2 separate regions of the Homo sapiens genome follow, and region 2 is linked to region 1. A link is a contact called in ENCODE Hi-C or POLR2A ChIA-PET data. All regions are on one chromosome and are shown on one strand. Each heading gives the region's core, a stretch centred on a gene start or an enhancer-like site at or near the end of the contact. The rest is flanking DNA. Distances are from core to core; before and after follow the strand shown. Region 1 overlaps XXYLT1 (xyloside xylosyltransferase 1). Region 2 holds the start of ACAP2 (ArfGAP with coiled-coil, ankyrin repeat and PH domains 2).

Region 1 (5,404 bases), core at 950-3,449:
TATTATAGATGGGGATCCTGAGGCCTAGAGAGGGGTAGCCACTTGCCCAGGTCACAGGGCCAGTTGATGGTAGGGCTAGAATGCTGGAATAAAGCTGCCTGAGTCCCCGACCTGGCGAGTGTTCTCCTGTAGAGTCTCAGCACGAGGCCCTCAGCCTTTCTTGTTTTGGGTGCCATTCTCCAGAATAGGACCAGCATGTCTGCTAGCTCCAAACCCAAGTGGTTAGAAAGCACAGAGGAGGTTTGGGGATGAGGGAATGCTCAGTGTGACTGAGGAAGGTTTTAGAGTGGGGCGTAGGGGCAGAAAAGATGAGAACGTCATTTGGGGCTAGGCAGCAAAGAGGAGCCTTCAGAGGCTCTGAATTCAGCAGGGGAGCAAAATATCTAGAGGAACCCTGTCTTGGGAGGTCATCCTGGAGGGTATGAAGGCCAAAAGGAGTTAAAGGAGCAGAGATGCGGGTGGTGGGCGTCAGTCTCCATCCATCCTGCGTGCACCAACCCAAGGCTTTCTGTACAAGAGGGAACCCCGTCTCTCATCACCATCTTGTCCTTTGAATCACACGCTGGGGCAGGCCTTGGCTGAATTTCTACCTGGAAGGCCTCGGTAGGTGTAGCCTGAGTAGAGGGCAGATCACATCCTCGGGTGAAAAGATAGACCTCTCAATGGCTGGGCGGCCAAGGCCTTCCTGCAGCTCAGGGAGGCTTTGGTAGATGCAGCATTTCCAAGGGCATGGCCGGTGTGCTGTGGTTCCCGGGTGTTTGGGCCCTGGGAGCATGGGGGTGCTCACGGAGGAGGCAGCAGCAGGCTAGGTGTGGCCCACAGGCCACCCAGCTATATAATCTTAGCTCCAACACACGTCACACACCCTCACACTCTCCTGCCTGTGAGCCCCAGGGAGGTAGGGGAACACCACGAGCCTGATTTGCAGGTGAGGGTTTGGGGGAGTAAGCCCTAGGAACCCTGACTGTCTGGGAACAGGGCGGGGGCTGGCCTGACATGCAGGAGCTGTGCCAGCCAGGCCGCACACCCTCTCCGTGCTCTTCCAGCTTCTCAGGTGCCGTGAGCTTGCCTTGTCTTCCCCTCCGGGACCCCGCAGAGTCGGTGCTCAGTGACGGAGCCACGGAGAAGGGAAATCCTGACTCTGAATCCTGAATGAAATGGGTTTCACTCTCAGAGTTACTAAGCACTTTTCATGGAGCCATCCGAGGAGAACACTGCAGGGATAATAGCAATGCTAACGATAGTCATGGGAATACAGGGGTGTTTCTGTTGCTACAGCTGAACAGGAATAATAATGTTAGTTAATGTTATTGGGGTGCACCCTGTGCCAGGCACTGTGCTCAATGCTTGCTTTATATGGAGTGTCACTGAATCCTCACGGCAATGCTGTAAGGTCAATATGAATATTACTCCCATTTTCCAGATGAGAAAACTGAGGCACAGATGGTTTACACATGGTTCAAGGCCAGCCTCAGAGCCAGGATGTGGTGGAGCCAGGATTCCATGCCCAGCCTGAAGCTCTTTACCAGGCTTTCCTTCTCTGTGGCCATGGGGGCTGGGGCGGGGGGGGCATCTGAGCAGCAGAGGGCAGTGGTGGGGTTGGGAGGGGCACCCCCAGGAGGATGGGGCAGCTACTGTGTCAGAGTGGGTGGGGGTGAGGCCTTTGCTGGACGCCCAGGCTCTGCCCTCCTTTGAGTAGATCATCTTGTCCGTGGAACCTGGATAGAGGCCTTAGGCTGAAGACAGAGGAGAAATCTAAGCTTTTTGTTTTCAGAGAGAAAAGAGACAGCATGTGAGTTTTGAGTGGAATCTGATCCTAGAGACAGGCAGCCGGTACCCCAGTCACGAGCAGGAATCCTGCGGGCCCAGTGGGAACTTCCCATCCCAAGGGAATGCAGGGACAGGCTGCTCCCCCCGCCCCGCCCAGCCCCTGACCTCCCCCTGCCTTCCCTGCTTCAGCCACAAACCCCTTGACCTTGTTGTTTCAACTGCAGAACAGGCTCCCCAGCTATTGTTCTTGGAGATGATTCTGTGATCTTAGGACCTTTGAGAAAAGAACAAACAGCTAGGAAAACACAGGGTGGTTAAAAGATGTTTGTGATGTTTGTGCCGTATGGAACAAAAGAGGCATTCGGGAGACTCAGCATTGTTCTGCGGAGTGAGGACGAAACAGCCCTCGGAGGCCTCCTCTCATCTGGGGGCATCCAGCTCATTGTCGTGGAATGTAGCTCCAGCCATCGCTTCATTGTCAGGCCATATACTCTGTGCGGGGCCCGGGCTAGGAGTGTGTTTACACTTGATTCACTTGGAATCCTCTCCTGGTTTCTGATCCATTCTTTCTGTCTTCTTGTTGGGAAAAGTGGCTCATGTTATCACCCAGTCACTCATTTCATAGCAGCTACCCAGGTCCCTTACTGGATACCCTTCATCGCCTGTCCTCAGCAGGACCAATAAAGTCATATTTATACAGCAATCTAAGGTCACATAGTCATTTTATGTGATTTCCCTTATTGGATTTTTATATCAGCTTCACTATATATGTTATTTCCTTTTTTTTTTTTTTTTTTGTTTGAGATGGAGTCTCGCTGTGTCTCCCAGGCTGGAGTGCAATGGCGCAATCTCGGCTCACTGCAACCTCCACCTCCCAGGTTCAAGTGATTCTCCTGCCCTAGCCTCCCGAGTAGCTGGGATTACAGGCGCGTGCCACCACACCCAGCTAATTTTTTTTTTTTTGTATTTTTAGTAGAGACAGGGTTTCACCATGCTGGCCAGGCTGGTCTTAAACTCCTGACCTCGTGATCCACCCGCCCTGGCTTCCCAGAGTGCCGGGATTACAGGCATGAGCCACCGCGCCTGGGCTTATTTCCATTTTTTCAAAGACAAAACTGAGGCTCAAAGCAGAGAGGTGACCTGCCTGCTGATGTACAGCTAATGACAGAGCCCCAGAGGAACGCAGTGCTCTTAGAACCCCACTGAAGATTCCTCCTTCAGGGAACTACGTTTCGAAAGTTTACTACGTCACCTCCTTCGGGAATTCTGAAACATTGTGTACTCGTATCTTTACCCGTGAAAGCTGTTTCTGGGATTGGCGCTGTCAACTCCAGGCCCAGGTCTCTCTAATTCTGGGTTGGTAGGTTTTGCATTAATGAGATTTAACTCACCATGGTTCATTTCTCCCTTTGCAGTCCCTTGTGTATGCCCCTGGGGCATAGGTGCCTGTGGCAAGTCTGTGAAGGCTGCATTCTCCCCCAGCTTGGAATGCCCAGTGCCCCTGCTGCAGCCCACAGCCCTTCAGAAGGTGATTGCAAGGAAGCCAAGCCTAACCTCATCTTCCGTTCCTTCTGCCATGTCCACACCTGGCGTCACCTGTGCAGCCTTTCCTGCATGAGTCATGGCCAGGCAAGCTCGGTGACATGCACTGGGAGCCCGGTGTGGAAGCTGGGAGGCAGTCATTGTGTAGTCACGCTAGTGGTGGCCACGGGCCATGGGGCTCCTAAGGAAATTAGAAGGACCTTTGGAACTGCCTTCCTCCCCACCCTGCTCTGTATCTCCTTCAGAGTTTTTCTGATAGGGGTAGTGCTGACTTGTTCCTTGGGAAGGCTTGGAGATTTGGGGTCTTCGCCTGCATCTTATCAAAATCCCTGTGTCTCACTGGAGGAGTAAGAACCTGACCTGCCATCAGGAAATGCCTTAGATGAGTGCTCAGCACCGGTGGCAGGACTGGGGATGTTTAGTTAAGATAAGAGAAAGCCCAGGGGGGCATTATCTCTGTCTTCATATGGGACAGGAAATGTACTTGTTCCTTGTGGCTCTAGGGGGCAGGACGTGGAGCAGAGAGCAGAAGCGTTAAGGGGTGAAATTCAGCATCATGTGAGAAAGAACTCACTAAAAAGTCATTTTCAAAAAGTAGAACATGCTGCCCTGAGCAGAGTGAATTTCTTCTTCCTGGAAATTTCCAAGTGTTATTCCGACGGGGAGGCTGTGGCCCAGGGGCCCAGGAATGGGAACTCCAGTGCTGAGTGGCACTGAGATGGCCACTGACCTTTACACTTATTGGCATGTAATTAGTCCCCTCCACAGTGTCCTGTAGTGACAGCTACCCACAAGAGCTGAGCTCCGGGCAGGCACCACAGAGGGAAAGAGGGCCAGGGACCCCTCATTCTTATTGTTTCCCTGGATGTGTGCATGCATGTGTGCGTGAGAGAGGGGGGTGCATGGAGTTTTTCCCTTTGTTTCCACGCTACCCCGACCCCTACTCCACACCAAATAACTCATTTAATAACTTGGAATCCTCCCATATGTTTATCTGTGCTTATAAAAGTCATAGACACTTATGACACACATCAACACATAGATACATGTACAAGTTTTTAAAAATTGTTTTATAAAAATGAGATCATATGAATCAAATTTACTGCATGTTGCTTTTCTTGCTCATCAGTACTTCATAGAAAAATCCCTCAAGTTCACTGGTATGCCTCTCTTATTTCATTCTGCTAATGTAGTCCATAGGATGGATGGCCCACATCTGATTCAACATTCTTACTTTGATGGCATTCATTTTATCTCTAGTTTTTTCACTTATAAATAATGCTTCCACAAACATTCTCATTTGTACATATGGACGCGTGTGTGTATGTGTCCTTCCGAGCTAGTGCTTTTATTTCCCAGGCATAGATTCCCAAGAGTAGGAGTGCTGAGCTGAAGGGGATGTGTGTGTGTGTGTGTGTGTGTGTGTGTATACACTATATATATATAGGATGTTTCCAGATTGTTTTCCCAATAAACTACAGCAATTCTCACTTCCATTAATAGTACATGAAGGCACCTGTTTCCACATCCCCGTAGCATCAGTTGTGATTTCCTTGTTTGTGCTGGCTGGGCTGATGGGTGGGCAGTAACACTTCATTGTTACTTTGTTTCATTTCTCTGACCCCTGGTGTGCCTGAGCATTATTGTATAGGATTATCTGCCATCTGGATTGCTCTTCCCCCAATCACCTGTGGGACCTTTGCCTGTTTTGCTCCCGAGGTTCCAGAAAGGAGAACAAGGCTTTCTGGGTCAGGCAGGCAAGCAAGTGTGTTTCCGTCTCAGCCTTTACCTGGTCCTGGAGATGGTCAGCCCTCAATGACTTACCTTCCCTTTCCCTTCTGCACAGTTTTTAGAGTCCCCAGAAATGGGAAATTAAATCTTATTCTCCCAAGCGTCCCAGGGTAAGGGTGAGGGAGAGAGCAGGAAATAGAGTTGCAAGCCGGTGAGAGCTGATAAGTTGTCCTGTGGATTGGTTCTACTGTCTCTCTCTTGTGTTTCCTGGGCCAAGTTCCCTCCCTTCTTGCTGATGTGCACTTGGCAGTGCACCTGTAAATAGTTTGGATCTTGACTGATGTTTCTGAAGCTTCAAGTC
Region 2 (5,404 bases), core at 1,970-4,469, 320 kb before region 1:
TTACTAGAAATTGCTGGATAACAGCAACAAGGAAAGTAAGACAGTGTAAGCCTTTTGCTGACTATGTATCCTGACCAAGGAGTACCAGGGAGGAGAGATTGAACAACCTCTGCTCAAGAGGATGTATGGTCAACAATGTTCTCAGAGGAAATCAGCAGCTTTCTATGAAGAACTATGGGTGTCCAGGGTTCCAGAGGGTTTGTAGAGAGGGACTGAGAAGTTTGGGGAGAAGAAATTTGGAAGACATTTAAAGTTTGGTACTTTATATTCTTTTAGAGTGCAGACTGGGCCTAGTAAGGAACTTTTACTGTGTGTTGAATAGAGAGGTTTGTATTTCGGCCAAGAAAGCTTCCTGAGGGGGTGGCATAAGAGTGGTGTTTTAAAGAGAAGATGAAAGGGAGATTGCTACACGGGCAGACAGAGTTACAACTGCAAAGGCAGAATTCTTAAGGGGAGGGAGGACAGTTAGTAGTTCGGATCTGGCATCAGGCAGCCTGTGTTTGGCCTGAGTCACCTGGTAATTTATTTTCATATGTTGGGACCTTGGTTTCCATTATTATATAAAAATACAAAAATTAGCCAGGTGTGGTGGTGCATGCTTGTAATCCCAACTACTCGGGAGGCTGAGACAGGAGAATCACTTGAACCTGGGAGGCAGAGGTTGCAGTGAGCCAAGATTGTGCCACTGCACTCCAGCCTGGGTGGTAGAGCAAAACTTCTTCTCAAAAAAAAAAAAAAAGATGAGGATAATAATATTGTATTTCTTTTATTCTAAGACCCACTGCTCCCACCCCATCCCACTTTAATGTTTCTTTATTTAGGACCTATCTTAGAATTGACACCCCCAAATGCTTGCTTTATCACAGGGCAAGGAAGAAAAATTGTGACAGTGTTATCACTAACTGGGTATATGCAAATTTAGCCATCCACAGAAAGATGTTCACTTGGTAATTAGCTTAGTTATTTGCCTTTGTGGTGCCATGCAGTTGAATATTAATTTGAACCCCAAAGTGTCACTTTAGGTATCTTCTAAAAGGCTACACTGTGATTAAGTATTAAAATAATAAGTTATTGTATATGCAGATTAGCTGTCACACATCAGGAACGCAACCAAATATAGTAGAGATTGCCAACTGTCTTGGTAAATTTGACATTGAAGTTACAATGTTAGGGAAGGTTGGCCTGACCACTAATGTGCTTGAGGACCCTGAACATTTAACAGTCAATAGTCTGTTTTTAGCTATCAAGAAAAGCTGTGTGGTTTCCAGGAATACACAATTAAAAAAGAAATCAAGTTTATAAGCAAAGAATAAATGAATATAATGCTTCTATATTCTCTGAAATGCCTCAGAATTATACTGTTAATTTTCCTTTTTCCTTTTTTTTTCTTTTGATACAGTGTTTTGCTCTGTCTACCCAGGCTGGAGTGCAGTGGCACAATCATGGCTCACTGCAGTCTTGACTTCCTAGGCTTAAGTGACCCTTCCACCTCAGCCTCATGAGTAACTGGGACTATAGGCATGTGCCTGGCTAATTTTTTGTATATTTTTGTAGAGTTGTAGAGACAGGATTTCACCATGTTGCCCAGGCTGGTCTGGAACTCCTGGAGCAAGGAATCTGCTCACCTCGGCCTCCCAAAGTGCTGGGATTACAGGTGTGAGCCACCATGCCCTGTCTATACTGTTAATTTCTAAAGATGCTAAAGAGATCAAGATATCTCTTGATGGGTTACGAAAAACAGTATGTCATCACGCTATACTTAGCCAGACGGTCAGAAAGTTATATTAAGACTTTAGAAGGCTGGGTGTGTGGCTCACACCTGTAATCTCAGCATTTTGGGAGGCTGAGACAGAAGGATCACTTGAGGCCATGAGTTTGAGACCAGCCTGGGGAACGGAACGAAATTGTTTGATTGTTTTTGAGACAAACAAAAACTTCAGACAGTGAAAGTGAGAGAACTTAGACTTAAGCCCTTTGATTATAGTACTGAAGAGGCAAATGGTACAATTAAAATAGCCAACATTTACTGAATGATCGATATGTGGCACTGTGTTAACCGGACAACTTCATCAGATCTGTGTGTTATGTTCATTTTAAAGTGAGAAAGCTGGGACCTAAATCCAGGAAGTTTGCCTCCAGATTCTCACTCAGAGCCACTATGCTGTTAGAACACCCTGTATATTCATTTTTATAGATACGCCCGTGTTTTTTAGGTTGGCTTAAAAATTACTCATTACATATAAGACATCTTTGTACTTTTTACAATCAATGGCATCTTAAAATGAAGGAGTATGGTAAATACCTGCCGTGAGGATCAGATGATAAGTATCTTAAAGTGCTTCTAGAAAAAGTGTGGATTAGAGGGGCAGGTGTTGCAAGGTGAGTACGATGAGCCTGGTCTTCAGAACCCCACCATGGCAGAACAGTGAAAACCACCAGGAGCAAAGTGTCAGTGAGGGGGAATGCTTTCGGCAGTTTTGAGAGGAGTTCCTCCACACGAAGCACCCTACCTCCCATACCTGCCTAAATCTTTCTATGTCCAACCCAAACGGCAGCTCCTTCAGGAAGTGGTCTCTGGCTATATGAGAAGATGTACATGGGAGCAATTTCCAGATTATGAAGCTATGGAACAAATACATGAAAGATGGATTTTATCACTAAAGTTATCCTCGCTCCTCTTCTGGCCTCAGTTTCTCTAAACTGAAAGGAATAGGTGGCTTAGCCTATCTCTTCCTTTTATAATTTCTGCCTCTAACCTCTTCAGATTTCTGCCAATCTGCTTTGAAAAGCAAATTTCCTTCCTCAGACCTGCAGGAGACTGCTCCTCTGGGCTGGCAGCTCAGCAGGGCGGGGCTCGGGGAGCAGGAGAAGAGGCGGGGGCTCGGAGGGAAGCGCGGCCGCAGCCACGTGACTTCCTTCCCAAGGAACCTCAGCTGCCGGCCTCCCAGCAACCGGTGCGTCCCGCCTAGCGACGCCCGCGCATCCCGGTTGGCCCTCGGGGGCGGTTGTGGCAAGGAGGTGCCCACGGTCGCGCTGCTCATTGGCTCGGGTTGCCGTCGCTCAGACCCGTTGCCCGGGCGCCCGCAGGCGGTGCTGCCGGATGCCCCGCCCCTTGGCCGCCAGGTTCGTGGCTGGCTGGCCGCTGCTGTCACTCCCCGGCCGTTTCCCTGCGGCCAGCGCTCTACTTGGGGCGGGAGGAAGAGGGGCGGGACTGGGGCCTGACTAGTCGTCGCCGTCTTCGCGGCTGCTATGACCAGCGGGCGAGGCGCCCTTCGCAGCTCCGCGCAACGCTAGTCGCGGCCGTGCGCCCGCCGTAGCCGTCTGCGTCCCAGCGCGGCCGCTCCCGCGGCCCCCTCGGCTTTGCCAGCGCCGCCTGCGAGGCGGAGGCAGGATGAAGATGACTGTGGATTTCGAGGAGTGTCTGAAGGACTCGCCCCGCTTCAGGTAACCGGCACGGCCGCCCGGCGTCACCGCGGAGCTGCCTTCCCGGCGCTGGGGGCGTGAAAGCCGGGCCCGCGCACCCGGAGGAGGCCCCGCCGTCCGCTCCTTCCGACGGGGCGAGCGGCTGTTGCCGCCGTTTCCCACCCTGCGAGGGCACTGCAGTCCCCACCGAGCCCTCCCGAGGGGCGACGAAGTGGCGGGGACGGGGACGTCGCCTCTCATTTCTTTCCTTGCCCTCTGCCGGGGCGGAGCGCCCCGAAGGCCGGCGCACCCTCTCCCGCTGGGGGAAATGGGGTGCAGCCGCGCTCCCGAAGTCCCGTCCCCTTCGCGGGCGCTCGCTCTCGCCCCCTTCCTCCTCTGGCTGCTCTTCCTTCCCCCTTCCTTCCGCCCCTTCTTGGTTTCCACCCCCTCCCCACCCCCTCTTTGAGGGAGCTTTCAGGGCATCCTCTTGCAGTTCATTTAGTTCCTCTTTGCGCTTTTCTGCCCCCCTTCCCCGGGGAGGAGAGAGTAGGGGGCGAACTGGGACGCCGACTTCTGCTTCGCGGTGCCCCCGGCCAGAGCGACTCTCCGGAGGGCGCCCGCGGTGGATGCGTGCGGGAATCGCGGGGGGAAGCGCTGTGATCAACCGCATTCCGTGGACCCTAGTTGGTGACTACCTGCTTTTCTTTCCACTTAAGCTCGTTGAAGGGGGCACAGCTGTCGAGAGGTACCGGGCTGAGGGCGGAGGACTAGCAGAAAAGTGCATTTCTGTTTTGAGAACGGAAGTAGGAGGGCCGTGAAGATTGCCTGTGTGTTCCTCTTCCAGCAGCCTCTGCCCAGGAGGGCCCGGATCACAGTCGGATGCTCCCAGTGGATCTGTCACAGAGTTGACATGGGGGCACTCCGATTCACATGGGTTGCCCTTCTTTCTATGTGAGAGGCGGTCGTCCTGAGGCCGTCCAGGACACAGGTTCTTTCTGTTTTGAGGATAGTAGGAAAGTCTTGAGTTGTTTTGGACAATGGAGTTTTTCTAGGTTGCGTTTTACAGTGTATTTATTTACAGGGCTGGTCATAGTCCTTACAAATATAAGGCCTTAACACTTCCGTTAGATAGTGACATTTCTTGAAGCTTCCTCTGAGCACTGGCGTGTGTGTGCCCGCTAATGTCTGGGCCAAGCCTGGATTGTAAATTGCATCCTCTGCCTGGGAACTAACTGTTCTCATCCTTAACACTGTTAATTGGATTTCTTATTCTCCTTTCAGCGAAAAAGAAAAGAATTGTAAAACTAAGGAACTGCTACTTAGAGAAAATTTAAGAACGCTTTTTGCGTTTGCCCTTTGATGATTTTTGGGTATTAATTTTATTGGAGCCTAGGGCTATTATTTAAAAAAACCCACTTCCTTTGATAGCTGTTGTTGCGATTCATTTTTGAAACTTTTATGTTCTGCATTATTGAAGGACTCAAGAGACACAAATAGATTTCCTAGGACAGGCGTGCAGGTTGGTTTCCAGGACAGCATGGCAAGTGGAGTAATTTTTAAAGTGCACCTTAGAAAGTTCAGCTTTTTGTGAAATTTTGTTACTATGACTCAGCTATTTATTTTTAAGTGAAATAATCACAGCATTTTTCCCTTAGAAGATGTAGCTTTGAACTCCCTTTGTTTCACATTAATTTTTTTTTTTTTTTAAGTTGAGAGAAGTGATTTGGAAATACTTCTAGCTACTGGGGTTGGTCACAAACCATGTGATGTCTTTGTTTTTGAAATAAAGAAATCATTGAATATAAAATAAGAGGGCAACATACTGATTAAGTTGTAGGGAATATTATAGTGAACTTTTGTTAAACTTGATTGTAACATAAATTCTATGTTAATTAAAATATTACAGGTTTTCAGGAGTTGTTTCCCATATTCCAATTATTGTTAGCTGCAAATTGGGAAGAGATGCCAAAATTTCAATAACTTCAACATCTTATATACATTT

Evidence for each region. A loop is a pair of places that touch in the nucleus more often than their neighbours do. ChIA-PET counts read pairs that join two places held with the same protein, here RNA polymerase II (POLR2A). Pooled maps may share reads with other maps.
Region 2: a map of endothelial cell of umbilical vein shows a loop between it and region 1 (8-fold over the local background). The contact joins the promoter of ACAP2 here to the enhancer-like site in region 1. A Hi-C loop is called at or near these places in 1 of 168 maps with a recorded cell type or tissue (endothelial cell of umbilical vein), 1 of 37 single-sample maps with no recorded cell type and 4 of 50 pooled maps. POLR2A ChIA-PET finds 5 or more read pairs at or near these places in 5 of 52 experiments (B cell, BJ, activated CD4-positive, alpha-beta T cell and 2 more).

The regions. Positions count from the first base shown.
Region 1 is chr3:195,116,451-195,121,854 of GRCh38, reverse strand. The region is part of intron 3 of XXYLT1 (xyloside xylosyltransferase 1); the gene reads left to right. Among named protein-coding and RNA genes, the nearest start is that of MIR3137, 15 kb to the left of the region's middle. RefSeq lists enhancers at 3,678-3,737, 3,471-4,011, 4,012-4,554. Within about 2 kb of position 2,199, at least 8 of the 41 ENCODE cell types and tissues checked have a DNase peak (open chromatin) inside an H3K27ac peak, as active enhancers do; they include endothelial cell of umbilical vein, where a contact is called at or near this core.
Region 2 is chr3:195,440,835-195,446,238 of GRCh38, reverse strand. It overlaps ACAP2 (ArfGAP with coiled-coil, ankyrin repeat and PH domains 2), which reads left to right and starts at 3,219. Exons shown (of 23, transcript NM_012287.6): 1 at 3,219-3,444. The coding sequence starts at 3,392. RefSeq lists silencers at 2,855-3,354, 3,475-3,694, 3,715-3,764 and enhancers at 3,176-3,675, 4,215-4,304.